Linked DNA regions of Homo sapiens: all the other regions are linked to region 1. Evidence: chromatin loops called from intact Hi-C (ENCODE). Cell type or tissue: IMR-90. All regions are shown on one strand. Each heading gives the region's core, and the rest is flanking DNA. Links, peaks and the distances in the headings are about the cores only.

Evidence for each region. Peaks named below come from ENCODE experiments on the same cell type or tissue, not always from the same donor. Only the 100,000 strongest peaks of a DNase experiment are listed, where the experiment ranks them.
Region 2: it touches region 1 in a loop (5-fold over the local background); 37 of 110 quality-filtered maps call a loop at or near these places.
Region 3: it touches region 1 in a loop (12-fold over the local background); 46 of 110 quality-filtered maps call a loop at or near these places.
Region 4: a loop joins it to region 1, with 4 times the contacts of the local background. A loop is called at or near these places in 12 of 110 quality-filtered maps.

Annotation. Positions count from the first base shown.
Region 1 is chr5:73,447,694-73,455,407 of GRCh38, reverse strand. FOXD1 (forkhead box D1) reads left to right here and starts at 6,631. Exons shown (of 1, transcript NM_004472.3): 1 at 6,631-7,714. The coding sequence starts at 7,046. LINC01386 (long intergenic non-protein coding RNA 1386) reads left to right here. Exons shown (of 5, transcript NR_126410.1): 5 at 1,089-1,218. RefSeq lists a silencer at 3,822-4,031. In IMR-90, for the core only: CTCF peaks have their summits at 3,936 (motif pointing right), 4,457 and 6,629 (motif pointing left); DNase peaks (open chromatin) are centred at 3,937 and 6,617; H3K4me3 peaks cover 1,648 bases; H3K27ac peaks cover 1,046 bases; H3K27me3 peaks cover 847 bases.
Region 2 is chr5:73,295,552-73,303,265 of GRCh38, reverse strand. No RefSeq gene overlaps it. Among named protein-coding and RNA genes, the nearest start is that of LINC02230, 38 kb to the left of the region's middle. In IMR-90, for the core only: a CTCF peak has its summit at 4,124; DNase peaks (open chromatin) are centred at 4,415 and 6,305; H3K4me3 peaks cover 955 bases; H3K27ac peaks cover 1,255 bases; H3K27me3 peaks cover 605 bases.
Region 3 is chr5:73,079,468-73,087,181 of GRCh38, reverse strand. FCHO2 (FCH and mu domain containing endocytic adaptor 2) reads right to left here. Exons shown (of 26, transcript NM_138782.3): 23 at 5,200-5,399; 24 at 4,357-4,421. Among named protein-coding and RNA genes, the nearest start is that of TMEM171, 37 kb to the left of the region's middle. In IMR-90, for the core only: a CTCF peak has its summit at 3,883 (motif pointing left); a DNase peak (open chromatin) is centred at 3,881.
Region 4 is chr5:72,916,387-72,924,100 of GRCh38, reverse strand. No RefSeq gene overlaps it. Among named protein-coding and RNA genes, the nearest start is that of FCHO2-DT, 36 kb to the left of the region's middle. In IMR-90, for the core only: a CTCF peak has its summit at 3,219 (motif pointing left); no DNase peak of the experiment used is centred there.

The DNA.
Region 1 (7,714 bases), core at 1,694-6,693:
ACACTAATTGTGCTCCTCAGCTGTCTCAACTCAGCACTTTGGAAATTGCTCAGGCTGAAAAATTTGGAAAACATAGAAAAATATAATATAAATAACAAAATGAAAACCACCCATAATTTCACCCAGAGTTAACCAATTGACATTTTATTGTATTTTCTTCCAGTCTTTTGCATGTTTAGTACATTGAATTATTGAGAAAATACTGTATGTAATTTTCTATCTGAACCTTTCTCTTAACTTTAAGATTTTCTCAAGTTATTAAAACTGTTCACGGACCTCGCTTTAGTGATTGCAAAATATTCCATCATGAGAATAATATATTTAATCCCGAGCATTTAGAATGTTTCTATTTTTTTTTTTTTGCTTCTTAAAAAAAAACTGCCGCAAACATTTTGAACATAAATATTTGCTCATATTTCTGGTTATTTCCATAAAATAGAATCTTAGAATGAAAGGATTCAAGGGAACGGACACTAAGATACAAGCTCTGTTTTGCCAAATTGTTTGCTGAAAGGTTTGTACAATTTTATAGTTCCACAGGCAGTGTGTAATTGAATTCCTACCATCATGTTCATCATCCTCATGTAGTTTGCTAATCTGATAGAGTTTTCTCTTTCCTATTTTGCATGTCTCTGAAGAGTAGGGAATCATTCATTATTTGTATTTACTTTTATGTAAATTTTGGGTTCAGGCCCTTCCCAGTTTTTTCTGCTCTGGAAGGCTAGCCGACCAAAGCTTTCTAGCAAAGGTGCTCACACGTGCCTCTAGTGGAAGGTTTTGAGAATGCCTTCTTGCAAAGGGGTGTATGTACCTGACTGCAACCTATGACTTGCAGCCTGGTGTCAGATGGTGGTATCAGGTGAAGTGCCACACTGAGTGTAGACAATGAGGTTTCAGTGTGTTTGCATATGCGTAACAGACAGGTGATAGTTCAGTCTCAGTTTAAGCCTGGAAATCAGGCAATAGTGTGTGTGTGCGGGTGTGAGACAGAAAAGGTTGGTCACCAAATACCTTTTAAATACACACACAAAATTACAACTTATGACAAGACTTTCTCATGACCTCATAAACATACTTTTCATTTTCAGTGTGACTTGTAGACAGCTGCATCCCTAGAGTTACTTTAGAGAGCCCTGTCGTTCCCAAGCAGAGAGATTTGTCTGCACAGCCAGCCTCTGGGTGAAGTACAAATGCAAAATAAATAAATGCCTTCTTCTAGAACAGCAATATTATTTTTCAATTCTTCTTATAACTAAAAATACTAAGTCTATTTCCAGGAAATTATTAGACAATGTGAACAAATACCAGAAGTTTATAGAGCTGCAAAGATGTACTCAGGAGAGTCTGGTGTTGAAGTTAGCCCCCAACAAGAGGAGTCCTCTCTGGAATGGAAATATGTGTATTTTTCAGTTAAATTCATGATAAAAAATACTTTTTGAGCTTTGGGGTACAAAATCTAAACATGTGCCACTACAAACCACTTAGATGCGGAGCTAAGTAAGTCTGTGTGTGGGTGTGTGTTAGGATGGGAGGACCAGTCCAGGTTAACAATGTAAGGAAAATTTCTGAGTCCATGTAAATAATTTTGGTGTTATGAAACACAGATTTGGACTTTTGCTGACATTCTGAATTCTTGAGGATTTCTGAGCCCTGCTCAGGCCATGAAATGCTTGTTTAAGGAATTGTCGTGCAAGCACAAGCTGCCTAGTGGGACCTAGAGGCCACTAAAATATCTTCTTCACAAAGGAATCTCATCTCCCAACCACACCCTCTATAAAAGACCCACCACTGGAACCTTGATTAAGGTGGTATCAAGAGGATGCCCAGGTTAAAATGTACCCATTCTTGGGAAAGGCACCAAACACCGTCAGCCAGTAACAGCTTACCTCAGACTTATTGTCAGACCAAATAAGAGCTGGCCTGAAGAAGCAGGGTGGGGGAGGAAAGAGGCTGGCCCATGGAGTCCTGCCTTGGGAGAGGCTGCTGACCTGGAACAGGAGGACAGAAGGCTCTGCTCTGTCATGGCTGCCTCCATGAGGCTTAGTAGCAACACCCAGAATCTGTCTCCTCAGCCATCACATGGAGATACCCACTTCACCCGTTGTTGAAATTAGCTTGGCGCATGGGAACCAGCATGAGTGGCAGGTAATGTTACACCACAGGAGAATGCTGAAGTGGAGTGCCCTAGACAGCCAGAGAAAAATTTTAGATCATCTTGGGGCTCCCAAGGATCAGGACAGATAAGGAGGGGGACTAAGGGTGTAAAAGCATGGGGTGGGAGTAGGGATGATCACAAATTTGTCCAGAAATAATTCTGGAGGAGTCCCGACTTATGCCTTTTTACTGAAGGTGATGTGCAGAGTCTGAACCTGAAAGTCTCAAAATTGTGAACAAGTTGAGGTTTCAAATCCAGAAGGGCGAATCCCCCTTATGTTGTTCTGTCAGCAGAAACCGTCCCCCCTCACTTCCCCAATGTGTATGCTCTGTTAAGACAATGGGCTTCCTTTGAGGGCTTCTGGGGTGAAAAAGATAGAGGAAAATGAATATATCAAACATTTTATCAGTGTCTACTGCATGCAGAATAGACAAAGAACTAAGTGAGTGGAGGTTCAAAAACTAACAGAAAAAGAGAAGCAACCCAAATGTCCACCAATGGATGGATGGATAAACAAAATGTGGCATATACATTCAATGGAACATTATTCAGCCGTAAAAAAGAAGATATTCTGATACATGCTTCCACAAGGACGACCCTTAAAGACATTATGCTAAGAGAAATAAGTCAGACACAATGGACAAATGTGATTATGATTCCACTCAGATGATGTACCTAGAGTAGATACATTCATAGAGACAGAAAGTAGAATAGTAGTTGCCAGGGGCTGGCGAAAGGTTGGGGGGAGTAGAAAGATGGTTGGGGAAATGGGGAGTTACTTTTTAACGCGTACAAAATTTCAGTTTCGGATGATGGAAAAGTTCTGGAAATGGATAGTGGTAATAGTTGCACAACAATGTTAATGTACTTAATGCCTCTAAACTATACACTTAAGATGATTAAAATGGTAAATTACGTATATTTTACAACCCTACTCGCCCCTTCCCCTACTACCCTAGTAAACAATAAACAACTCAGAGCCCAGGTTTTGGCCCCCACACTCTTGATTTTAACAGGAATGGAAATGCCTGTAGCCCCAAGGAAGGACAGCGAAGGCTAAATGGGCCCTGGGGCAGCGACTCCCGGCATCCCTCCCTTTCGCGGGGGCGTCAGGAGGACCTCATCATCGGGCAGAATAACTACCTACCTGGCTACCCACGGGACGGAGCACCCTCAGGCCAGGCACTCGCGTTTTCTTCTGTCTCTTTTCAGGGCTCACAGTGACAGGTACAAACACTATCGCAATACAGCCTTCTAGAATGACTCTTCAAAGGAGGGTCGAGGCGCCAGGGGAACCGCTGGGGTTGAAAACACGTTCATGTTCACGTTCATGGGTAAAATCCTGGGATGCACAAGGAATAGCCTAGGTTCCTTCCCCGTAAGTCTGAGCCCCCAGGTCTCTTCCAGCCTTCATCCCCCTAAGGAGGTCCCTGGGCTTGGGGCGCTCATGGTCAGGGGCAAAGGACAAAGGGCGGAGGCAGGGAGCCTCCCGACGGTGGCGCAGCCTCTCCGGCTCTCACCTAGCGTAATCCACGTGACCCCCGCGCAGGGGCTCCTGGAGGGCCCAAACCGCTCGTGGGGGGAAAAAGCCTCAGCCTGCAGTCCAAGGACCTGCCTCCACTACCGCCCAGTCCCGGGCCCCCGCAGCCGGTGGGAGGGACGCCCGGGAGCCGGCTGCCCACACTCGAGAAACACAGGCTGCTGGGCGAGTTCCCCGCGCGGGCCGAGCTCCCAGGGAGTTGCCGGCCCGGGCGCGAGGGCCCGCAGGTCGTCGCACCGCCGCCAGGGGGCAACTCTGCCCTACGCAGGCACCACCGGGACCCGCCGCCCGCCACTTTCCGCGTCCACGCGAGCGGGTTGCGCCGGACGGGGGTCTTCGCGTCGCTTCCCCGGCTCGCCTCTGGGAAAGGTTTTGGTCCCTTGTACCAGCTTGGGGGCGGGGAGCCGGGGGAGAGTTACCAGCTGGGGCCGAAAGCTGGGAGCGCTGTAGAGAAGGAGGCCCGGGGTAGGGGACGATGGGGGAGACAAGGGGGTCGCGCAAGACGTGAATCGCTTGAGTTTCCGCGCTCGGGGAATTTCGCGACTGCGGAGCTAAAGGTTGCATACAAACATGTAGCTTAACTAAGCAAACAAAACAAGTGGTCACATCCACATGTGGGGCTTCAGTAAAGCTCGCCTAAATCTTAGTGACACTTCTCCGTCTCTGCAGCGGTCCCTCTGGGCTGATCTTCCACTCTGACCTTCAGTAAGTCCTAAAACTTTCCCCGGAGTGGCCAGGAGATAATTCGCCACATTCTGCAAACGTTTCCAGGGAAGAGCCTCTTAACCCTTTGGGGGAAGAACTTGCGGACAAAGTTACAAACGAACGCAGTCTATCTCCCGCGCCATGAACGGAATGATGGCTGTAACCGGTCATCTAAAGTCATTAATGGTCTGCGAACAAATTCTTCCTCTCTGTTTCATCTTTGAATAACTTCGCCACACACCAACCCTCAGTGCTGCGAAAGTCATGGTGTTTATTTAGATATCGACTGAGTACTTATAAAACTTAAACTTTCCAATGTAAAAGTGAACTCCTTGGTAAGGACTCCTGGCTGCATCAACAAAGCAATGTGATGCCTGATTAATAGTGCTGATTAATGTTGGCTCAGGTTAATGCTCAGCCTATTACAGTAATTAAATTGTTCACCCATATATCAAACAAGAGTTAATGAAAAATAATTTATTTAGAACGTCGAGGCTTTCTCATAGATTGTTCAAAGACCTATGATAGCCTTTATGGGTCACTTGTAAGAGTAACTGGTGGTAGCAGTCCTCAGCAACAAAAACTCGATTTTAATAGAGGTCTTTAGATGGGGAAACAGTTTATTTCTGAGGCTCTGTGATTGACAGCGGTAGTAATGACACGTTTCAGAATGTGAAAAGTACTTGGTCGATAAAATGATATACACAAGGGCAGCTGATGGCTGTTCCTACAGAACGCCATTGAATTTTGATTCTTAGTTCTTGTCAAGGGGTCATTTTAATCAGAAAGTTAAACTTTTGGGACAAGCTCCCCTCTTTGAAATAGAAGCATTTTAGGAAATGCACAAATAAGTGAATGTGAATTCAACAAACTATTAGGATTTTTCCACTAGCCAAAATAGCTCGTTTGAGTTGGTGATAAAGATAGGTATATTTAAAAGAGCATCATATCTTAATTATTTCCACTATCTTGTCACCCGAAAAGAAAACTGAATTGAGCGGAACTTTAATCTCATAAAAAAAATTTTCATCTCACCAGAAAGGATTAACAATATTTAAGGATTTTCCAAAAACACATTTTTAAAAAGTTTATCTTAAAGTCATCTATCATTATAGTTTCTATTAATAAGCCTCAGTAGAAATATGTATATGTTATGTAATTTAAGTATTTTGAGATTACTATGCAAAGTGCTGACTAGAATGTTCCTCCTACTGAGAACTATATAGCCCCATTATGAACGAACTTCTGTTTTTTTTTTTTTTTTTTGAGGCGGAGTTTCGCTCTTGTTGCCCAGGCTGGAGTGCAGTGGCACGATCTCGGCTCACTGCAACCTCCGCATCCCGGGTCCAAGCGATTCTCCTGCCTCGGCCTCCCGAGTAGCTGGGATTACAGGCGCCGCCTACTAATTTTTTTCTATTTTTAGTAGAGACGGGGTTTCACCATGTTGGCCAGGCTGGTCGAACTTTTTAGTAGTTTCTAGGTGCAATTTTTGTGCGTGTATTTGGGTTTTCACTAAAAATTTCAATTTCTTCTCCGAATTCAATTATTACGTTCTTTATTCCCATGACATTTGTCAGATCGTCTCATTAGAGTGGCTTAGTTTAACTGTCAAGTCTCTAGGGCATTCAATCGCAGAGAAGTGAGTAAAACGCCAGTCTCACAGCGTTTTTATTAACAGATGGCGGAAAACAAACGTCTTTGGAGTAAAACCGAAGAGAATGGGTTAAAGGGTCAATAAACAATTATTATCGTGCTTAAATTGGGGGGCTTCGCATCAGATCCAATGGGGGGCCGCTCGCCCGATCTGGAGGGGCTGGACACCCCCAACCGACCCCAGAGCGTCCCCCAGGGGCCACCTCAGAGGATGGGGTGGTTATCCCCCGGCTGGAAGGCTCCTACAGGCTGTCGAGGGGTCAAACCAGAGTGTCGCGGGTGTGCTTCTGAGGTTAGGGTGGAGGACTAATTGAGGAGGCTGGGAAGTCTAACTCGTGCAGCGGCCCTCGGTGCAGACAGCCGCGTAATTCGGGCATCAGCCTCTTTGGCAAGAAATAGTGAGGTCCCCTCTCCTCCCCACTCTTCTCAGCTGCTGCCTCCCTCCTACGGGTGAATTTTCTCTCCCGAGAAGGGCTGATTTCCTAGGCTTGCTTTCCTTCCCTCGGCAGCGCTCTGACGTGCACACCATGTGACAGGCCCCCTTCTGCTATAAGCCGAGGAAGGTCCGCCCTCTCCTGGACTCAGCCCTGGCCTCGCCGAGCTCTGTTCTTAGACTCTCACCCGTCCCGCACGTTCCTGGGCGCCTGGCGTTCTGATTCGCCCGCCCGGGCCCCGCCACCCCCTCCTCAGCTGACGGGGCAAAAGCTGCTCCGAGAGGAGAAGGTCAAGTCCTCCGCCCGGGCCGGGCGCGAGCGGAGCCCAGGGAGCGCAGCATCCGCGCGGCTACCGCGGCGGCGCAGGAGTTATAAAGTCGGCGCGCGAGACTCCGCCGCCACCCGGCAGCCCCGGCGCAGCTCCGGCAGCCGCAGTCGCAGCGCCCCCAGCGTGGCGCCCCCCGGCCGGGCCTGCCGCCCGGGACCCGGGCTGGGGCGCAGAGGGAGCCCGGAGCCCGGCGCCCCCATGCGCCGCCCCGCCGCCGCCGCGCCACAGCTATGACCCTGAGCACTGAGATGTCCGATGCCTCTGGCCTCGCCGAGGAAACAGACATCGACGTGGTGGGGGAGGGCGAGGACGAAGAAGACGAGGAAGAGGAGGACGACGACGAGGGCGGCGGTGGCGGGCCCCGGCTGGCTGTCCCCGCGCAGCGGCGGCGGCGGCGGCGCTCGTACGCCGGGGAGGACGAGCTGGAGGATCTGGAGGAGGAGGAGGACGACGATGACATCCTGCTGGCCCCGCCTGCTGGGGGCTCCCCGGCGCCCCCGGGCCCGGCCCCGGCGGCGGGGGCAGGAGCCGGTGGGGGCGGCGGCGGCGGCGGCGCGGGCGGCGGCGGGAGCGCGGGTAGCGGCGCCAAGAACCCGCTGGTGAAGCCGCCCTACTCGTATATCGCGCTCATCACTATGGCCATCCTGCAGAGCCCCAAGAAGCGGCTGACGCTGAGCGAGATCTGTGAGTTCATCAGCGGCCGCTTCCCCTACTACCGGGAGAAGTTCCCCGCCTGGCAGAACAGCATCCGCCACAACCTCTCGCTCAACGACTGCTTCGTCAAGATCCCCCGCGAGCCCGGCAACCCGGGCAAGGGCAACTACTGGACGCTGGACCCGGAGTCCGCCGACATGTTCGACAACGGCAGCTTCCTGCGCCGGAGGAAGCGCTTCAAGCGG
Region 2 (7,714 bases), core at 1,803-6,802, 150 kb after region 1:
ACTAACAGCCCTGACTCCCGGGCGCTGCATTCGCTCCACGCCTCTGGTTCTTTGCCCGACGGCGCTGTGGGCCCCGAGGGCGACTCGCCGCCCTTCCACATTGCGCGCGGGTGGCTCCTTGAGTACCGGCGGCGCACCACAATCCCTACTCTCAAGATATGGGCTCCAGTCCCGGCTCCTTGGAGTCCTCCCTGGAACCTCGGATAAGCCCCAACTTCTCCCAGCCCGTCACTTCCTTTGGTGGTATAGTGTGTCAAGATATCACAAGTCTGGATTCCAATCCATCCCTGGCCAGTTATGGCCACGTGACCTAAGACAGATTAGATCATCTCTGTGTGCTTCAGTTCCTCTTCTGTAAAATGGGGATAATATTCCTCCCTATATGGCGATGTTGTAAGGCATAAATGAATGTAAAACACCATAGTGCTAGGCATATAATAAATATCGTATAAGTATTTTATATTATCAATAAAGTAGGTATTACAATGTTTACCTTACAGCTTTTTATTTTATTTTTTTTAATAGTAGAGACGGGGTTTCACCATATTGGTTAAGCTGGTCTGAAGCTCCTGACCTCAAATGATCCGCCTCGGCCTCCCAAAGTGCTGGAATTACAGGCTTGAGCCACCATGCCCAGCCAACCCTATAGCTTTGCTGTAAGTATGAAAGAGGTAAGGTAGGTAAATTGCTTGTATTAAGTAGGAGGCAGATAAATAATGCTTATTATTATTACTCCTCAAGAGTCTCCTTCCTTCCTTCCTTTTTTTAAATTTTGGCCTCTTCAGTGTTCATCCTGGGAAGGAACTGTGCAAGTTGGCGCTTCGGGCTTGGTATAAAAACGGCTCCTGAATTCCTGCCCAGTTGTAATTTCCTTGGGGATTTTGAGAGGGGCTCTTCAACGTTGCCAGGCTATCACGGCCCTTTTGTTTGCAAGAGAGCAGTGAGTAAATTATATCTTGGGCTTAGCAAAGCAAAAAATAAACACGATGACAGTAGGACTTTTCGGATGAGCTATTTCATTTCTCCTTTGTATTTTTTTCTTGATCGTTGATGGTCCATTGCAGACTAATGCAATGCTGATGTCTTAATATTAATGTTCGGAGCTGAAGACAGTCATTTGCCTCGTGCTGGTGGGGCGACTGGGCAGGGTTGGGAGCGATCATGAGGCCCAAGTGAAGGCAAGGAAAGATTCTTAGTGTCACTTTCTCTCCTTTCTCCCAACACCTCATGTCTGAGTTCCTGGACAAAACATCTTCCAGATTGCGGGTGAATTTAAACATCGCAGCTTCTTCTTTCAATCATAATTTTCTGCTTGAGCCAAAAGCTGGAGTGTCCTCTTGCACCTGGATTCCCCTCTGCCGCGGTTGAAATGGGAGCGTGTAACTCTTTATATGTGAGACGTTTATGGGCCAGACACTGGCATTCCAACCCCCTCACCCAGGGCACTTGCTATAAAATATTGAAGGCGAGCAGAGGCTATCCTTGGAGGGAATGCTGGTGATGCCAGGCTCATAAAAACCAGCCTTTTAAAAATGAGTCCCTAATCAGGAATTGCACGCCCTCTCCCTCTCCAGTGCGCTCTGGCCTGGCAAAGCCCACTTGGGAAAGTAGGTGCTACTGAAAAGAGTCACTAGCCTCTACCTGTGGGACTTCTGTCTCCAGGGTGCTTCCAAAATCTTTCGGGACTCTGTGTTCAGGACTAGAACTCTTCATCCACGGGGCTCCAGTGCAACCCCCTCCAACCCCCATCAGGATCTGAAGGCAAGGAGGACCAGCGTCCAGGACCCGGTTTCTGCGCCCCCAGGCTCTGTAGAAGTTCTGGGAAGAAGTTCTCATGGAAGCTGAGGGGAGGGAGACGCACGTCGGCGAACTCTGGGCCTAGCCAAGTTTCTATATTTTGAAGGGAGAACCATGTACCTGCCCTTGGCCTCACCTGAAGACAAACACAGGAGCAAAATTAAGCAGCGGAGCAACTTTCTGGAAAGGAGCTTAGGGAGAGAAAGCTGGTGCGAAACCGAGTGCGCGCTAGGCGTGTGCACCCGGGGAACAAGGCGTGCCCAGGGGTGTTCGCAGTGGCGGTGGGATGGATGCCCGCGCCACCTATGCGCAGTTATTTATAAACTCATTGTGGGCATCAGGGTACCCACGACGCCGTTCGTGTCGTTCGTTCCCTTCCTCCTGGAAGGGAAGAGCAAACAAAGCAGTCCTTGGCAACGCTCAACCTCTCTGTGTCATACATGTGGTTTTCAGTGTAAATGAATTTAGTAAACGCCAAGGCAACAACCCTGTTTACTTGTTTCCGTGTAGAAAGGTTAGCTAACGAACCCGAAGCCATCCTTCGCGCTTCTCTTTGATTCCGTCTCAGATTTACGGGCTTCTCCTCGGCTACACGACTCCAGCCATCGCCCCCGCTCCCTTGGCCCAGGCAAAGAGAGCCCTAGGCTCCGATTCCCGCCGCAGCTCAGAGCAAAGCGATTGCAGGATTTATCAACCCCCCTCCCAGGACCTCGGATTTCATCTCTTTCTTTTCCCCCTGCATGTTCAGTTTGTTTTTTCAAGACCTAAGCAATTTTTAATGTACTCTATACTTCCCGCTTAATCCTCATCGTTTATTGTATAATTATAGTTTCAAAGTGATTATGTAATTAAAATCATGTTTCGTTGCAGCAGGACTTCAAAAGGGCGGCAGACCCCCGCTCTGGCATTATTTTCTAGTGATGTAATAATTTCCCTGTGATATTTAAAATAAACACATTAGTCCAAGAATTCTAAACATGTCTCAAAGTATATAGTAGGCTTGATTGGCACGAGGCTGGGTTGTAAAGAAATGGTAAAACCTATCACTAGTTTAATATATTTCTATGCTCCCATGCAGGGTAAATTATAGGATAATGGGGCGCAGGCGATGGTAAGCTCTGTTTATATAATCCATTTCTTCACACGAGTTCCCATTGCTTTCCCTTCCCTTTGCTGTATGTGGTGGTTCTCTGATCCCCTGACCTCAGCCATGTGTTTTCACTTTTTCTTCTGATCTCAATTCCATGACCAGCGGGGAATAAAATACAAATTGAATAGTAACCATTCACAGGCCGCTCTTTTCAAACTGTTGTTAAAACCTCTTTGTCTTGTCTAGCGGTTGATAGATAAATGTGTTGTGTTTCGCCTGACTTTTTTTTCCCCTTCTTCCTCTTTTTTTTCCCGTGGCCAAGGAAAAAATAACCCTCCTCAGCCCAATTATGCTCTTTAAAAATTAAAACCCACACCTCCTTTCAAACCCTCTCCTGCGCGTCCCGCTCTCCCCGGTCTGCCCATTGGTTCGGCGGCTGTAGGAGACGCGGAGGATTCCACCACGTGAAATAAAGAAGCGGCGGGAGCCGAGCACGGCTGGGGGAAGGCGCGGTGCCCCCGTGTGAGGTCTGCGCCATTGTCCGGCGGCCTGAAGGTTCATTTAACATCGAACCTGTATCGCCTCTGATGTCCTAGCGCAGCGCCGAGAATCGGCTCCGAGGGCTGGGGCCGCCCCTCCTAGGAATCGAAGGGGGCAGGGGGTGAGGAAGCCTGGGAGAGGAAAGTTAAAATGAAAAATAAATCTCCTCCGTTGCCCGCCTTTTTCTTTTCATATCCAGACTTGCCTTCGGGGCAAGGTGGACAAGAGGCCGAGCTGTTTTACAGTTTTTCTCCAAAATGAGAAACATAATGGCTCCTGATTTCTGGATCTTGCCTTTCCCAGATCTCTCTCCTTTCTACTTCCTCGGCTTCTTCTTGGGAACGTAAAGGCAGAAAAAACTAATTGTAGAAACTCCTATCCCGCGGCCCGCCCTCCTTTTCATCAGAGCTTCTTCGGGGTCAACGGCGCGGCAGCGTCTTTGTTACTCCACTGCCAACGCCCGAGGGCTAGAGGGGCGGGATGGGAACTTCTCCTGCGGGCTCGGGACCCACTGTTTCTGCCTCTCCAACGGCTTGGCTGTGTGAAAGCGAGCGAAGGTGTCATTCCCGGGAGGGAGAAGCGTCGCCGCAGGGTGACTGGGAAGCCCTTTCCTTGGGCGCGCGGAGCCCAGGGCGCACGGCTGTGCCGCCCGGGTTTGCCCTCGGAGCGCCGGCGGGCCGGGCGGGGGCGCCTAGCGGTGGCAGCCGGGAGCTCGCGGCCGCCAGGGCCACCAGGCTGCTCGCCTCGTCCGGGTAGGGTTTCCTCGGCGGCGCAAACCCCCCGAAATCCTCGAGGCCGCTTGACAGCGCTCTTCGCCATCGGCCCGCGTACCTGTAAACTGAGCCCCGCTCACATGCTTCACATTAAACCTCCGTGCCCGGTGCCTTTTCTCTTTTTTTCCTCCCAAAGAGTTCTTATAAACTTCCCTTCGTTTATGTAGCCTGGTTTTCATTGCTCCGGTTTTGCATGGGTTGCCTTTGTTTAGTTTATTAACCCACGGGGTTACTTTAACTAAACATTTGGGCTGAATACTTTGGGGTCGGATTTCAACGTTTTCTAACGAAATTACTGAGTTTTTTGAAGCTGCACAGAGAACGCTGCGTTGGGTTTATTAGTCAATTTAACAGACTATAAGGGAGGAAAAAAATGCACTCAGGACAGTCCGGGTTCGTATCCACTGGGCGGAAGCAGCTCGATAACCCTCGGGTCGGGGCTTTAACCGAGCGAACCACGCGGCGCGACAATTGGGGCGCGCTTCCAGCGGCAGCAAAGCGCGCGCCCCGGACCTTGGGACCTTCTCCGTCCCCCAGCACCCCACCGGCTCCTCAAGGCGCGCGCCCGAGCTGCCATCGCTGCACGGAGTTCCGACCCGGCTCCTGGCCAGGCCCGCACAGCCCGCCCGCGCAGAACAGGGGGACACGGGAGAGGGCGGGGCCCTGAGACTCGCCTGTGCGTCCCCCGCCGGGCCGCTCCGGCGTTTTGTCCCAGCTCTCGCCACGCAGTTCGGTGCCAGCGACGGAAAGGCACAGGGGCCCCCGGTGGGACAATTCATGGTAAAGGAGTCCTGGTGGAATCTGCCAGAAAGATTAAGGACGAATGGGCAGCCTTTGAGAGGGGCAGGGAGCAAGCTGGCCACCCCATCCTGGGCTAGGGTGCGCCCCGGGCCCACCTGGAAGCTGTGGGGGCTTTGTCCCAAGCCCAAGGAACATCTAGGCAGCTGGGAGAGTTGGACGCACTGCGGGGTGCGGCCCACCCTCCGAAAAACGGCAGTTCCAGGCAGAACCGAGACACCCATCGCCTGCTTGGCCTAAGTGAGCGGGAACGACCGAGATAATCCAATGACGATGCTGCTTCCCAGGTCGGCTCTACCTGGGGCAATGACAAGGACTTTTCTCCACAGTTTCCTAATCAGCCACCACCAACCTCTTTCCCTACTCTCTCAGACTCTCTTCTTTTCCGCAGGATTTTGGCACTGATGCCAGCTGAGAGAGGACCTAGCCAAAACGTCCTTGACCTGTAGGCGTCTGGGATGAAACCGAGAACTTTGTTATGTTTTTTCGGTGTAGGTAATGAAGTGGAATCCCAAACAGAAAAAAAACCTTCAACTATCTGGGAGATAGAGGGTAGAAAGGAGTGAAACATTGAGGTTTCTGAACACCTACCCCGGGCTGGCCACCAGAGCTTCATGTGGGTGAAAAGCAGGGTGTCTGCTACAACAAGCAGCCACCAGGGCTCTGGAGCCCAACCGTTTAAAATTGAATTACAGCAGGTAGAACTGTATATGCAAGAAGTTCAAAATTTGAAAGATATAAAACTATGTAACAGAGGCTCCCAATTCCCCTCCCTAGTGGGTTCCCCTCAGGCTCCCACTTCCCCTCCCTAGTGGGTTCTTGTAAATTGTTCTAGAGAAAATTGAAAGCTTTTGCAAAAGGCTTACCCCGCTTCTTTCCTTGCTCTGCTTCCACCCTCTGGTACCCCCTGTTCATTTGACTCTTCAAAGCCTCCAAGAGGGCCTCCACCTCCTTAGAGGCTGACATGTGTGTGTCCCCCTTTTCCTAGTAGTGCTCTTGAGGCCTGCTAGCTTGTCAAACTCAGCATAGCTCAAAAGGACTCCTCCGGGTAAAGGCGCAGGCCAGTCGCCTCTCCCTGCTTATTTTCCAAGTCCATGCTTTGCCTCTCCTGTCTTTTTTCCTCCATGTCCTATGTCCCTTCTGTAGGCCAGTCCTCAATTCCTCCTCATTTGGATCACTGGGACAGCCTGCCAGCCAGCCTCCCGTTCTTCCATTCCCTTCCCTCCAGCCCACCCAACACTCACCACCACAGCGATTGTCTAAGGCCAACTTGATGTCCCTTATCTCACCAAAAGCCTCTGTGGTTTTCCCTGCCTCTGAGTCACCAGGCTGCAGACTGCTGATTGAACAAGATCCCACCAGATCCACTGCAGAAGTTTGGTCATGGCCCCGAGCCTGTCTGACTCGGACCTCCCTGGGATGACCTTGGCTCCCATGCCAGTTCTCTTGCCCACCTCTCCTGTGAGCACTTGTCTGTCTCACCTTCTCCAGCAGTCTGATTCCTCTGGCTCGCCTGCCCCCAGACCTTCTCTTGAACCTTCTCATGCCTGGCATCCCCTTTTCCCATCTCCGCTGGTCAAAATCCTCCAAGGCTTTGCAAAACGCTTCCGTCCCCTGACTCTCACAGTAATTTGTTTGCTACCATTGACGCAGATGTGTTTCAGAGTCATTCCGGTGTTTGCCCTGTTTCCTCTCCTAGATTATAAACTTAATTCCTCGCGCATACAAAACAAGCAATAATGTTTTCCTTAACTTAATAACATCCCCCTCACTAATCCTCTTTTCTCCACCCCTCCAAAAAAAGAAAGCAAGAAAAGTCCAATAAATACTGAAGTACCTTTCTCTTTCCTAAATCTAAATACTCGTTAATATTAGTTGTTAGATTCTCACAAAAGTAAATCTCACAGAGGCATGCCTTATTTACAGGATTAGCCCCTTTAGAATACATATGCATTTAAAGAGAACTGGTTATTTTAAGCCATCTCCACTTTACTCAGGGAGGTGGGGTGAGGGTGGGCCACATGGGCTGTTGTTCACGCAGTGGAAGAGTGAATGGTAACTTAGGGCTCCATTTCTGACAGGTTTTAGATGCCTGATGAAAATGCTGTCCCTTTAGAATGTTCTACATATTATCTATAGCTGAAGGTCTGGGCGACTATCCAGATTTCATTTCATAAACATTCCTCCTCATACTCCCTGCTCTTCAGGGGTAGGGAGGCCGACTCTGCAGCAGAGGGAAACCTCTCCCAAGACCCCTGCATCTTTCGGTCTTTTTTTTTTTTGGTCCTCCAATTTTCATGAGCACAGCTTCACATCCCTAGCCTATTGATCTGAGCCACTGTGGTGCCAAGAAGTGGAGAAGAAGTTTGAGCCCCTCCCCATAGACTCCATCAGGAAACCTGAAATAAAATGTAATGGAAGTAAAACTGTGTTGGCTGTGCCAGTGCATCCATAAGCCCAACATATTTCCCGTCAGCCACATTGCTGTCCTTAAGCCCCTTTGAGAGCTGCCACTGGTCTGACCAGGTTTTAAATGCCTGACAGTCCTTTGACAGTCCTGTTTTGTAGAGAGATTTTATGAATCTCCACTTGCGCTACTGTAGGGGGCAGAGTGACAAAGGTAATTCATTTTCTACTAGTACTTGCTGCTCACCAACTACAACATCAAACACCAAGCAGGTGCTGGGGATGAGGCATCTTGTCCACTGCTGTGTGG
Region 3 (7,714 bases), core at 1,201-6,200, 370 kb after region 1:
AGAGTTGTATAACATTGCTATTTTCTATTCACTTTTCTTTTTAAAGTTTTACTGGTCTAACATAATGCCAAGTAGGTATTTCTGAGGTGTTTTGTTTCTAGTATCATCACCATTTATTCAGTATACTTCAGTCTAATGGAATGGCAGGAACAGTAAACCAATAATTATAATGAATATTATAAATGCTGTAAAGGAGCTCTGAGGAGCTACAGGCACAAAAGCACCTATCTCAGCTGAAAATTATAAATGGTGGTGGGGATGATGGTGTGTATTTTAGGCAGAAGTTACCAAAGATACAGAGACAGAGCATGATGCATTTAACGAAATAGCATCTATATCAGATTAGCAGGAGAACAGGATACAGGTAGAGGGGAGTGGCAGATGAGACTAGAGTGGTAGCATGGGCCAGGCCATGGTAAGAAATTCATGATGTAACCATGGGAAGTCACCAAAGATAAGGAAGACAAGAACATTTCAGATTAGTGTCTCAAAAGGGAAGAGAAGCACAAGATGCAAGGTTGGGAGACCAACTGCAAGTCAAAACAGTTTAGGACTCTAGATGATAGGAAAGGGGGATCTGAACTAGGGCTAATAAAAAGGAAAGATATTAAGAAAGTTATTTGAAAGATATTTAGGAGTTGGAATCAAGAAATGAGAAAGGAGGAGTCTAGGAGGGTTCCCAGGTTTCTGGATAGAGCAAATGGACAGAAATGCTAGGTACTAGCAGTAAGATCCTGTGATCCCCTGCACAGAAGCTTAACACTACACAGAGAAATGGAGAATAGGATGTCACAACATTGATCCAACTTGTATTATTATGCCTGGAGGCATAGATCAGTAGTGGAGATGAACTGCTGCCTTATTCTTAATTACTATCCAGGCCCTCAAACTTTTACAATTCTTGATAACCAATTTGGTTGTGCAAAAGTTCTACCATAGACCAAGAGCAACAACCTTGACAATCACCTTAGAAATATTTCCTGTCCCTCTTCTGAGTACACAGTCAGCAACAGAAAACAGATTTCTATTTTACAGAATTTTTTGTGTTTTTTTTTTTTGAGACAGAGTCTCTCACTCTGTTGCCTAGGCTGGAGTGCAGTGGCACGATCTTGGCTCACTGCAACCTCCGCCTCCTGGGTTCAAGCGATTCTCCTGCCTCAGCCTCCTGAGTATCTGGGATTACAGGCGCACACCACCATGCCTGGCTAATTCTGTATTTTTAGTAGAGACAGGGTTTCACCATATTGGCCAGGCTGGTCTTGAATTCCTGACCTCATGATCCACCCGCCTCAGCCTCCCAAAGTGCTGGGATTTCAGGTGTGAGCCACCGTGCCCAGCCTATTTTACAGCATTCTTATTTATTTATTTATTTATTTATTTATTTATTTATTTATTTATTTATTTTTTGAGACAGAGTCTCCCTCTAAGGCCCAAGCTGGAATACAGTGGTGCAATCTTGGCTCACTGAAACCTCTGCCTCCCAGGTTCAAGCTAGACTCGTGCCTCAGCCTCCTGAGTAACTGGGACTACAGGCACGTGCCACCACACTTGGTTAATTTTTGTATTTTTAGTAGAGGCAGGGTTTTGCCACATTGTCTAGGCTGGTCTCCAACTCCTGGCCTCAAGTGATCCACCTGCCTCAGCCTCCCAAAGTGCTGGGATTGCAGGAATGAGCCACCATGCCTGGCCTTGGATATTCTTTTCAAAGGCTTGACTAACCACATCAAAAACCACATTTATAAGATTTTTCCATTTCCTCACAGAAACACCTGATACCTGAATAGCAGAGGGAAACTTAAAATCTGGTTAGAAAATTTGTATCTCATTTTTTTATTTTTTGAGACGGAGTCTCTGCGCCAGGCTGGAGGGCAGTGGTGCGATGTTGGCTCACTGCAACCTCCACCTCCCGTGTTCAAACAATTCTCCTGCCTCAGCCTCCCGAGTAGCTGACACTACAGGCACGTGCCACTACATCCAGCTAATTTTTGTATTTTTAGTAGAGACAGGGTTTCACCATGTTGGCCAGGATGGTCTCGATCTCTTGACCTCACGATCTACCTGCCTTGGCCTCCCAAAGTGCTGGGATTACAGGCATGAGCCACTGCACCCAGCCTGTGTCTTATTTTTGAGAGAACAAATTTCTTTCTTGTTAATTATTTACAATAGTATAGTTTCATTATATTGGGGAAAAAGATCCTTTTGTCCTTCTAAACTGGTTATAAGCCCTTAATGCAAACAGGATTGCTGGTTTACTTCAATTTAAACTAGGAATTTCAGCTTGGCTCACAAAAAGCTATATATTAATAGCTAGGGTTAAAGTCAATGCAGTTGGCCAGCTGAAAGTGGGCAACCTATAAGTACCAAACAGCAAAAAAGAAACTGAAGATTTGCTTGGTTATTTCACCCAATGTATGGCTCTCCAGTAAAAGTCTTATTCTGCATGGCAGGTGTAAATGAATAAACAACACAGACATATTTACGGTCCTTTCTACAGAAATATCTATGAGAAAAGCTACTGATATGTTTTATATTATGCTCAAAATATTCAAAAAGAAAAAGCTCAGCAACATTTGAAAAGCCAAAAAACCTATCAAATAGAGGAGTTATTGGAGACTAGGCTGAGCATGGTGGCTCATGCCTGTAATCCCAGCACTTTGGGAGGCTGAGGCTGGCAGATCAACTGAGGTCAGGAGTTCAAGACCAGCCTGGCCAACATGGCGAAACCCTGTCTCTACTAAAAATACAAAAATTAGCTGGATGTGGTGGTAGGTGCCTGTAATCCCAGCTACTCGGGAGGCTGAGGCAGGAGAATTGCTTGAACCTGGGAGGCAGAGGTTGCAGTGAGCCAAGATCATGCCGCTGCACTCCAGAGTGGGCAACAGAGCAAGGCTCTGTCTCAAAAAAACAAAACAAAACAAAACAAAACCAAACCCTAAAAAAACAAGCAGAAAAGTTATTGTAGACTAAAATTATGCATTCAAAAGAAGGCAGAAGAATTCTCTTTTGATTAAGAGAAAATAAGACTATGTTAAAGACTTGGCTGTCCCAAGAATTACATCCTTATTGTAAGTTGAGTTATAGAAGTGATCAGCTAGGACAGCCTTTTCCTTGGCATTATGAACACAAACAGATGTACTTAGTGAGAGAAGCATAACTTGCTTCTCCTTAAAATAATCATCAGAAAATTGAATGCTGCTGATAGTTAGCTTTAATAGGGGGAAATGGACAGGAAAAAGGTTCTTTTAGAGAACTGCAGAAGGCAAGGGGGCTTTTTTTTTTTTTTTTTTTTGAGACAGAGTCTCACTCTGTCACCCAGGCTGGAGAGCAGGGGCACCATCTCAGCTCACTGCAACCTCCGCCTCCTTGGGTTCAAGTGATTCTCATGCTTAAGTCCCCTGAATAGCTGGAATTACAGGCGTGCACCATGACGCCCAGCTAATTTTTGTATTTTTAAAACAGATGGGGTTTCACCATGTTGGCCAGGCTGGTCTTGAACTCCTGACTTCAAGTGATCCACCCACCTCGGCCTACCAAAGTGCTGGGATTACAAGCGTGAGCCACTGTGCCGGGACGGCAAGGGGCTTTTTAAAGCCTGGAAGCGTCTACATGATTTCTGGGAGGTCAGGAGAATCCCGTTAACAGAATGAACTAAACTGTGTTAAATCAGTTTCAATTAGTTATCAGGTTACCTACATGGAACATAGAGTTCTATTTCTTTAAATTTACTAGGTATAGTTTCTTAATGTTAGCATGTAAATATAAGAAGTATTTACATAATATTTATAAAGTTATGGCAAAATAAATTTTTTCTTATAGAGAACACATACTCAATCTAGATGAACAAATGTGTTCTGAATCTCAGCTGGTCCATTCTAAAGGTATTAACTTCCACCTAGTGGTCATTTCTAGAACTGAGGGCATGAAATTCCAGGAGGAAACTTTACATAAACTTTCCCTTAAAAAAGGTATTGCAGTGCTTCCAGGAACGGTGCACCCATGGCCAGGCGCAGTGGCTCACGCCTGTAATCCCAGCACTTTGGGAGGCCGAGGTGGGCAGATCACGAGGTCAGGAGATCGAGACCATCCTGGGTAACATAGTGAAACCCTGTTTCTACTAAAAAAAAAAACAAACAAACAAAAATTAGTTGGGTGTGGTGGCACGTGCCTGTAATCCCAGCTACTCAGGAGTCTGAGGCAGGAGAATCGCTTGAACCCAGCAGGCGGAGGTTGCAGTGAGCTGAGATTGTGTTACTGCACTCCAGCCTGGCAACAAAGCTAGACTCTGTTTTAAAAAAAAAAAAAAAATCAATTTTCAGTGACATCATTTTATAAATAAAAAAGGACACACACACTTACCTCCATTTTCTGATTTTTCTGAAATACTAGACAATTTCCAAAAGGCTTTCATTTGTTCTGCATTCCTGCAATAAGAACAGATATCTTCAGGTTTTGTGTCTAGTATAGTACCTGATACATGAATGGGACCTCAATAAATAAGTGTATTTTAAATATTTTCACTACAACAAATATATTGCTAAGTTTAAGTAGTATTAACTGGTGAAAATGTGTTTATGATATAGTATAAACATAATGCTGTATCTTTTTCAATTAATGGAAGTTTACCAAATTATGTAATTCTTCTCATTCCTATTGGTCAGAGAAAGTAAAATGGAATGTGTATAGGGATCAGTACCTTCATTAGTCAAGGAAGACACATGTTATTAAATGATGAAGTAACTATAAAGAGCGGTTAGAGTCTATACTAATACTAACAGAGGGGACAGGAGAAGTTGCTAAGAGATGGCAGTAACTAATACTATTAAACACTAATTAGATAGGTGTTCCTGTTCCTATAGACTTGCCAGATGCTATATTTAATCCATAAAATATTTGTATTTTTTAAATGAAAAAAAAAAAAAAAGAAGTTTAGAGAGGTCAAGCACTCTGCCTAATGGTAAAGTTAGTATGGAATCATTGAAGTCTGGGTGGTACTTAGAGCAAAACTAGTTTTGTTTATTTTTGATTAAGGTTACTATGGTTTGACTAGTAAAATGAACTGCATCTTTTACAGCGTGGTTTCTATGGAAAAAGGCACAAAAATTTTTCAAACTTCTAAGAAAACTTACAGAACTTGGGTTCTAGAAGTTGGGGATTGCAACAAAAATTTAGTGGGAATTCAGAAACGTATGTTTAATTTACCATATTGCAGGGGGAAGGGACTGCATGTTCGTTACTCCTCCATCCACTGGTACCACCACCTGTATGTTGGAAAGCACACTAGGTGCCACCATAGCTTCTGGATTGTATTTATAATCCACTCTAAGATCTGTGGTGCTAGCACTACATTTCCAGTATGTTGCAAGATTCAGAGGAGTGGACTGAATACCATTTGATGATACCTTTAAAGAGAAAAGAACAAACAATTGTTTTTGGCCTGAAAAGTTAAGAAGTCATGTTAATGACATGGACACTTGAACATGTAAGTCCACAAAATCAAAAATATCTAATGAGGGGACTATCTGTTGGCAGAGTGAAGCAGACCTATCTCAAAGGAGTAAGGATCATTCTCAATGTGGGGACCTACTACTACTTACATCAAAATTGCTGTGGTGCTTGTTTATAACACACATTCCCTTAGCTCCAACTGCAGAAAATCTGATTCAACAGCTTAGGGACAGGGCCCAGAAATCAGCATTTTATGAAGGAATTCTTAATTATGCGTGTAAAGTTTGCGAATCTTCCAACATTCAACACAGAATTCAAAGATTCTTCATACATTATAAGAATTCAGATTTAGAACACGAGAAAAAAGGTCACCACGTAGTACCACAAGTTGGAATTAGAATGCTTCCAACTTCAAATGTTTAATCACATGACTCACAGTAAATGTTATAATTCCTTCAAATTCTTAAGCTCCTTGTCCAATGGCTCCTTTTTAAGGAGACCTACTCTGACTGCTCTGTTTAAATTTACACTGAAAACTGTATTTTCAATCTTCCTTACCTTAGTCTATACTTTTTCTTTTTTCCATACCACTCATTTTCTAACATAGAATATTATGATTATTATTTTGAGGCAGGGTCTCACTCTGTTGCCCAGGCTGGAGTGTAGTGGCATGCTCATGGCTCACTGCAGCCTCAACCTCCTGGGCTCGAGCAATCCTCCCTCCTCAGCCTCTGTACTAGCTAGGACTACAGGCTTGTGCCATCACACCCAGAGAATTTTACATTTTTTGTAGAGATGGGGTTTCTTTTTATTGCCCAGACTGGTCTTGAACTCCTGGGCTCAAGCAATCTTCTCGCCTCAGCCTCTCAAAGTACTGGGATTATAGACCAGAGCAACAAAGTCCAGCCCATAGAATATTACTGATCTTTACTGTCTCCCTGTCCTACTCCCAGCAATTACATGCACTGAATAATACACATCTGTTGAATAAATGAACACCTGTAAGAAACTTTAAGTCAATTTAAGTGGCAGCACTTTTTTGTTCTTTAAGTATTTTTCTAGAAACAAGCCATTTTAATAAAATTACCCTATTAAAAACTAAAAAAATAGAGAAATATAAAGTAGGAAATTTATCCCTTGGAATCCTGGCATATATCCTTCCAGACTCTTCAGGCATATGCAAACATAGATCCATGTCATTCTTTTTAATGGCTATAGTAATTAATTTCCTCCTCTGCTGATGTGTATGTACTTAGGTGCTTTCTAAACAATGCTACAGCGAATATCCTTTATGCCTTATCTTCATCCAACTGTGTATTTCTGATGATTTCTGGAAGTGGAATTGTTGAATTAAAGGTTACATCTTTCAACAATCTAACAGAATTGCCTTCTAAGAGGTTTTACTTGCATCCTATTAACAAGTGATCATAACCTTCTTAATACTGGATAAAGCGAACTTTCATTTTTGTAAATCTGATGGGCTAAAACTGACACCTCATTGTTATCTTAGTATTGACTGCTCTCATTACTACTGACATGAAGCATCTTTCCATAGGTTATTTGTCTATTGAGTTATTCACATGTTGCTTACAAATTTACAAGGGCTCTTTGGGGTAAGCCCTGTGGTTCATCTTATGTGTCGTAAATACTTTTCCCACAGATTAAATACTGATTGTGTTTAAAGGTTTAACAAAATATTTTATAAACACACACATTTATTTATCAAATATCTCATTCTCTTCTTACATGGCTTCTGGGTTTCATATCATACTTAGGTCTTCTGTACTTCAAGATTAAAATATGTAATAAATATGTATTACATATATACACACACAGAGAAATACATATACAGTTGTTCCTCAGCATACTTGGGAGGGTGGGTTCCAGGACCCCTGTGTATATACTAATCTGTGCATACTCAAGAAACATAGTTGGCCCTGTGGGACCCACATATAGAAAAAGTTGGCCCTCTGTTTATACATGAGTTTTGCATCCACAATCATTGCATTTTCAATTGGTGTTTGGTTAAAAAGAATCCTCGTATAAGTGGACCTGCATAGTTTATAGATCCTTTTTGTTTAAGGGTCAACTGTATCTTCACCCATGCCTTTATTTTAGTACCTTTATGGTATGGTATCTTTTATTATTATTATTAAACCTTTGATACACATGGATTTTACTTTGGCTAAAAGTCTAACAGGGATTCACCTTAATTTTTTTCTCAAGTGTCTAGCTTGCTATCCTCAACATCATTTTTTGAAAAATTCAT
Region 4 (7,714 bases), core at 832-5,831, 530 kb after region 1:
AGAAAAAAAAATTATGTTTAATATGTTTACACACAAAAAAGACATTGAAAATAATAAGCAAGAAAATAAGAGACTATATAAAGTAACCAGATTTGAAAAAGCATTAACTAGAACTTTTAGTTCAATACAATAAATAAAATTAAAAATTCAATGGAAAAATTAAGTGGAGGATTAAATAGAACCGAAGACAGAATTAGTGAACTGGAAGATTAGATATCTGAAGACAGTGAGAAAGAGATAAAAATATTAAAAAGTGGCCAGGCCCGGTGGCTCATGCCTCTAATCCCAGCACTTTGGGAGGCCGAGGTGGGTGGATCACTGGAGGTCAGGAGTTCAAGACTAGCCTGGCCAACGTGGCGAAACCCTATCTCTACTAAAAATACAAAAAAATTAGCAGGGTGTGGTGGTAGGCGCCTGTAATCCCAGCCACTCGGGAGGCTGAGACAGGAGAATCGCTTGAACCCAGGAGGTGAAGGTTGCACTGAGCCAAGATCGCACCACTGCACTCCAGCCTGGGTGACAGAGCAAGACTCTATCTATCTATCTATCTATCTATCTATCTATCTATCTATCTATCTATCTATGTATCTAAAAGTTATTAAAAGACAACAGAGTGAGGTCTAACAAACATTTTATGATATTCCACAAGTAGACAAGAAAATATTCAATGTTTTAGAAGTGAACTGGTAAAAGTTATTAATAGGTATTAATCTGCATACCTAGCAAGACCAATGTCTCCCAAGCAGGATAAATTAGAAATATTTCCACAAACAGGATAAATTAGAAGGATTTCCACACTATTTTAAGATCTTAGAAACAAAGAGAAAAGCAGATGACCTATCAAAAAAATGAAAAAAAAAATGGTAATTCTCTGGGCATGGTGGCTCACACCTATAATCCCAGCACTTTGGGAGGCCGAGGCAGGCAGATCACCTGAGGTCAGGAGTTCGAGACCAGCCTGACCAACATGGAGAAATCCCGTCTCTACTAAAAATACAAAAAACTTAGCCGGGCGTGGTGGCACATGCCTGTAATCCCAGCTACTCAGGAGGCTGAGGCAAGAGAATCGCTTGAACCCGGGAGGCGGAGGTTGCGGTAAGCCAAGATCGTGCCATTGCACTCTAGCCTGGGCAACAAGAGTGAAACTCAGTCTCAAAAATAAAATAAAATAAAATAAAATAAAATAAAATAAAATAAAATAAGGTAATTAGACTGAGGACTTACTTGTCAACAACAACAATTTAAGGCTCAAGACAGTGGAATGATATCTTCAATGTGCTAAAAGAAAAAAAATATCAACCTAGAATTATCTGCCCAGTGAAAAGATCTTTCAAGAAAGAAAGCAGAATTAAAAAAAAAATTAGGCAAGCAAAAATAGAATTTACTACAAATGGTAATATGATTAGGCTGTGTCCCCACTGAAATCTCATCTTGAACTGTAGTTTCCATAATCCTCATGTGTCGTGGGAGGGACCCAGTGTGAGGTAATTTAATCATGGGGGTGGTTATTCTTATGCTGTTCTTGTGATAGTTGTCATGAGATCTGATGGTTTTATAAGGTTCTTTTCCCCCTTTTGCTTGGCACTTCTCCTTCCAAATTGCAAAATCAACAAAAAAATTTTTTTTAATTGGGACATTATTATTCAATATTAAATACAAAACTACAGGAATTTAACTTTCAGCCGCAAAACAAATTTGCTGTGGACAGAAAACGGATTAATTGAACAGTAAATGTATTTATTAATACCACACATCCCACCATTTATGTGCAAACTTCTGGTAGATAGAAAAATTTGAAATAGTCGTCTATTTTTTTTTGGCCAGATTTGCAAGTAAGATTAAATTGGTGGCTTTGGAAGATTAGAAAAAGTAACAACGCCAAATAAAACTTTCTTCTGATAATATGAAGATTAACTGGAATGGCAATTCCTATCAGAAAGTCACAGAAGATAGCTTAGTACTGATCTCTGGTGCAGCAGAAACCCTGAAAAATAGATATTAAATAACTCCATTTGGCTGGTTGCCAACAAACACTTGAGGAGCTCCTGTCTTTATTAATCATCTTTAATTTGGGATTATGACAATTCATTCCTTTGGCTGATGAAACTATAAGACTTAACCACATTAGATAATGGGTTAAGGACTAGTGGGCCCCTTGTTCCTTCATTAACCCTGAGTGACTGAATGTCTCTCTTGTTTCTTTCCCACTCCCGATGTGTGAGCCCAATCAGAGTGGGGAAATGCTCCGCACACCAACAGTGTGCAGTCTTGACTACCATCATCAGGACTCTATGTTGTGGCATAGCAAACCTCACAATCAGACAGAAACAAGCAACCATAAACAGATATATCAGGCCTTTGGACAATAATGACCTGTATCAGTCTGATACTTGAGCTCTGTGTTGGTAACAACTTACCTAAAAACGGGTGGCAGTGACAGTAGAGTATTTTTGTTAAAGCATGGGCTCTTGAGTCACACTGATCAATTATTTGGGTTCAAATCCTGGTTTCACTACATATGACTTATTTGCTTCTCTGTGAGCCAGGAATAATAGAACTTACCTCAGAGGCTGTCAAGATTAAATGAGTTAATATACATAAAACAATTAGACATGTCCTCATTCATTCAACAAATATTTACTGAGCATTTACTCTGTTTCAGGAATTGTTCAGGGCACTGGAGATACTTAAGCAAACAAAATACACAAAGCCTCTGACATCTTGTGAAGTGTACATGCTATTTTGTTATTGTTGTTAAAAGGGAACTTCAATTTCCCAAGAACTCTCTGGGTCCTTGCTAACTCAAAGTGAGTGAGGTCCATAAACAAACAATGAGGCATCACCTGGGAGCCTGTGAGAAACGCACAATCTCAGGACCAATCCAGACTTAATGAATCAAGAGATGCATTTTAACAAGATTCTCAGGAGACACACATGTACATTAACGTTTGAAATGTCCTGTCTATATCATAAACACTGTACTTGGACTTAAGGAAATATCTTGAAGGTTTCCTGCATTCCAAGGTGAGAATGGCATTGAAATTTTAAAACTGCTCTAAAAAATGTTTTCAAGATTATTTTCATGTAAAAATGCATGTTGAAGTAAGTGACCTTAAGGGGTGGAAATATGCTTATTATATGTATATGCCTTACATTCCTACAAAATACTGTTCTGATACTAACATTCCAGGGTTAATCTAGGTAAACGGCTCCCTCTAATGGAAATATTTTGATTTATACATCACTGGGTATAGCTTCAGCTTAGAGTCCTAAGAGAATCTCAAGAAAAATAAAACTCATTCTAAGAATCTTAAGGAAAATGTGCATGCCTACAAAGGACAAATAAACGATGAGGTTTAACAAAAACAGAAATGCTTGTAAAATCCTAGCATACATGGGAAAGATTTAGTAACCTTCAATTCCTTTCTTTTCACATATAAAGAGTGGGCCTTCCAACAAGTGCTAACTTTTAAACTGTAAGGAAGTGTTAAGAAGAGAGCATCTCAGATATACTTTCCTAGTTGGGAATATGTGCCTTCAAAGTGAAAAAGTGAAAGTACTTAAGGAATTTTGTCAGTAAAGATGACAAAATTTCAATGGTAAGAACGTCAATTACTTTTGCATCAATCTAATGTATTATCTGTCCTTGTAGAAAATATTGAATACTTGAGTTTAACAACAAAAGCTCTTATACTCTTTAGTTCCCAAGAATACTGGATTAGAAATGATCTTGAGTTAACACATCATATAATAAGTGTTGTTATAAATTTGCCTTTTTAGGATGGGCATGGTGGCTCATGCCTGTAATCCCAGCACTTTGGGAGACCGAGGCGGGTCAATCACCTGAGGTCAGGAGTTCGAGACTAGCCTGGCCAACGTGGTGAAACACTGTCTCTACTATTAAAAAAAAAAAATTAGCTGGGCATGGTGGCGGGCACCTGTAATTCCAGCTACTCAGGAGGCTGAGGCAGGAGAATCGCTTGAACCGAGGAGGCGGAGGTTGCAGTGAGCCAAGATTGTGCCACTGCACTCCAGCCTGGGCGACAAGAGCAAAACTCCATCTCAAAAAACAAAAACACACACAAAAAACAAAAAACTGCCTTTTTTCCCAGTCCTAGTTCTATTGTAAAAGGCAAACTTGCTAAAAAAAAATAAAATAAAATAAAAATAAAGATATGCTGCCATTGCATAGTAAGCAAATAGGTCTTCTCTGGTGCAACGAAGTTATGTGTGAAATGAGTATGTACCATTTAAAGAATATCCATGTGCCCACCACCCAGGTACACAGATGTTCATGATTGTATTCTCAGCTCTGCTTCAAAGATGTAACCATCTTAATTTTGTATTATACATGTATACATGCATCACTATGTATTTTTTGTTTTTAAACTTCGATATAAATGGCTTCTCTTTAGTTACAGAATTGAGACTGGCTTTTTTGGCCAAGCTCTATTTTAAAAATTTGCCCATTCTTTCGGGCATTTGGGTTATTCCTTTTTTTTTGCTATTACAATGCTGATATACATTGTTTCCTGGCACATATGTCAAGTTATTCTAAGGCATATATACACTGTACATACACCTTGGGGGTAGAACATAGGTCTAGGGGTAGGCATAGGTTTTAGCCTACGCAAGTGTTCAACTTTACTGGGTAATGGCAAATTGGTTTCCAAAGTAGTTGGACTAAATCATCACTGTAAATTCCTATTCCTCCATCATTCATCCTAACAATTGATAGAGACTGAGTTTTCAATTTTTGCCAATTCAGTGAATGTGAAGATATTTAGCACCTTTCCATTTGTTTATGGGCTATCATGCAGGTTACTTAGGGGATGATTTATAGGTCAAACTATACACACACACACACACACATAAATGTATTTTAAATATATTAGTAATTTGTAAGTTCCCTTCATGTTGTACTAATTTACTCCCACTAGCGATGTGTGAATGTCTGTTTTTGTATTCCCTAGATAAGAGTATGTCCTCAAACCTCTTTCACCTTTAATGTGTGTGTGACCTTTTAAATTTCAGTTGATTGGAGTGACTATCTTTAAATCTTAAATTCAAACTAATGAACTATACATACCCATTGCCTACTTTTCTATTGGGCCATCCTGACTTGTAGTGCTTTATAGATTAGAACATTACCATTTTCTGTGAAAGGAGTCTGTCAAGTTTTTCCCAAGCTTTACTGTCATGCAGACTTTTGTTGCTGTTGTTTTTGAGACAGGGTATCATTCTGCTGCCCAGTCTGGAGTGCAGTGGCATGATCATAGCTCAGTGCAATCTTCAACTCCTAGGCTCAAGTGATCCTCGCGAACCAGCCTCCCAAAAGTAGCTAGGACCCCAAGTGTGCGATACTATGCTCGGCTAATTTTATTTTTTGTAGAGATGGGCATCTCCCTAAGTTGCCCAGGCTGGTCTTGAACTCCTGGGCTTAAGCAGTCCTCCCAACTTGTCCAACCAAAGTGCCACAACGCCCAGGTAATTTTTGTACTTTTTGTAGAGATTGGGTTTCACCATGTTGCTCAGGCTAGTCTCGAACTCCTGAGCTCAAGATCCACCTGCCTTGGCCTCCCAAGGTGCTGAGATTATAGGCATGAGCCACCACACCTGGCCTTTTAAAAATTATACTTTGAAGTGCCATAAAATAGTTTCCAAATATACTAGTGTATTTAGATGTTTAGATCTAAACTTAGTTCTTCTAAGCTGCCTATTCATGCATCAGTTTTAATTCCTGAAGCCACAATTTAAAAGAATGTCAAACTGGCATTGTCCCACACTAATTATTGTTTTAACAATTTTTCTGCCTTATCTTACTTTTTCATATGAACTCTAAAATAATCTCATCTAATTACAAAAACTTGTTGCTCATCTTTTTTTGGGGATGGTGTTTTATTTTGAATGTAGACACTACAAGCTGGTAATATTCAGGGTTGTAATCTGGCCACTTTGGCCTGTTTATTCACTCTTCATAAGCTTCCAAATTTTTTGAACAACTCAGTTTTAAAGAAACAAAGCCACTGAACTTGGCCTTGAGGAAAACAGAAGCCCAAGCTTTGTAGAACCCTAGAAGAGAGGAAGGAGATGGCCCTCATTCTACGTCTCCCATAGCCATACAGAAATCTGCCAAAATAATGACCTTCATGCTATAAATGTAATTCTCACTGCAGACAATATACATCACAATACTACGCTCCTTTGATTTTTAGTCAGCTCTCAGACTTTAATGTTGAGTGCTACAGGGTTAGTCCCTACCATCTTTAATTGTTCCAGTCCTCAGATGATGTTCTTGTCCAATGATTTGAAACAGTATTTATACACCAACTTCCAGCTTTCCATCTTCAGCCAGGTTATCTCCCTGAACTCCAACTGCCTACTCTACTTCTCATGGATGTCTCCAACCAAATGCCAGATCTTCCCTACTCTGGTTAAGGTAAACTGCACCCTTCCAGCTGCTCAAGTCAGACCAAAAGTCTTAAGAGCCATCTGTGATTCTTCTCTCCACAACCCAAATTCAGTATGTTGACAAATGTTGATTCCTCCTTAAAACATATCCAGATATCCAGCCACTTTTCACCTTCCCCACTACCACCCTGATTCAAGCCACTGATAACTCTTCCCTGTTCATAGTAGCATCCCCAAAAGGGTCTACTTGCTTCGACTCTTGTGCTATAGTCTATTCTCAATTACATCACTTTTCTAACCCAAAACCCTACAATGACCCTTTACTTCATTCAGATATAACAACTATACCATCTGGCCTTCCAGTTATCTCTTAGATCTAATCTACTCTTCTCCCTTACTCTGGGTGCTCAAATTAGAACCCTCTCATTTGTTTTACACAAACGCATTATGGTTCTTGGGACATCTGTCCTTATTGTTCCCTTTACCTGAAGTATTCTTCCTCAGACATCCATCATTTCTTCAGCTTTTTGCTCATATGACAACACCCTCTCAGACCTACCTGCTTACTCCATTTGAAAAAGCAACCTCCCCCACTCTATCATCACCTTCCATCTCCTTCTTTCCTTATGGGCACTTGCCACCATTAACACACTACTGTCTTCCTAAAAGAGAATGTTAAGCTCCATGAGATCACGGAACACTGCCTGCAATATAAGACTCAAATAACTGTTAAATATGTAATATAAAAACCTAGATTTTGTATATAAAATTTCCTAAAGTTAGAAAATCATGCTATTAAATCACAACTTACAGCACACATGACAGAATCCACTGGAGTTGGTGCTGGATATGAAAATGAGTACAATTTAACTGAAAGGTAATCTGACTAGACCAACTACCTTTGACCTGCTAGTTTCACTAAGAAATCGCTACAGATGTTTGCAAACATTTAAGCATTGCGACTCTCACTAAAACTTTATTTCTAAGAGTGAAAAATTAGAAAAAACTTCTGAATGTCCAACAACAGTAAGACAGTTGCATAAATTGCTTATAGAATAATATGTAGGTATGTCCATGTATATTAACAAACAATTCTGGATATAACTAAAAACACAAATTCACCATATATTTATATATGTGCACAGGATATTAACAGCAGTTATCACTAGGTAGTTGTATTACAATTCATTTAACTGTTCACTTGTCTTTCTTAAAATTGTTTCAAGTTCTTCAAGAAGTAACACAAAGCTTGAAAAGAATACTTAAGATTTAAATCATCAGAGTGAGACTGCCATAACATGCA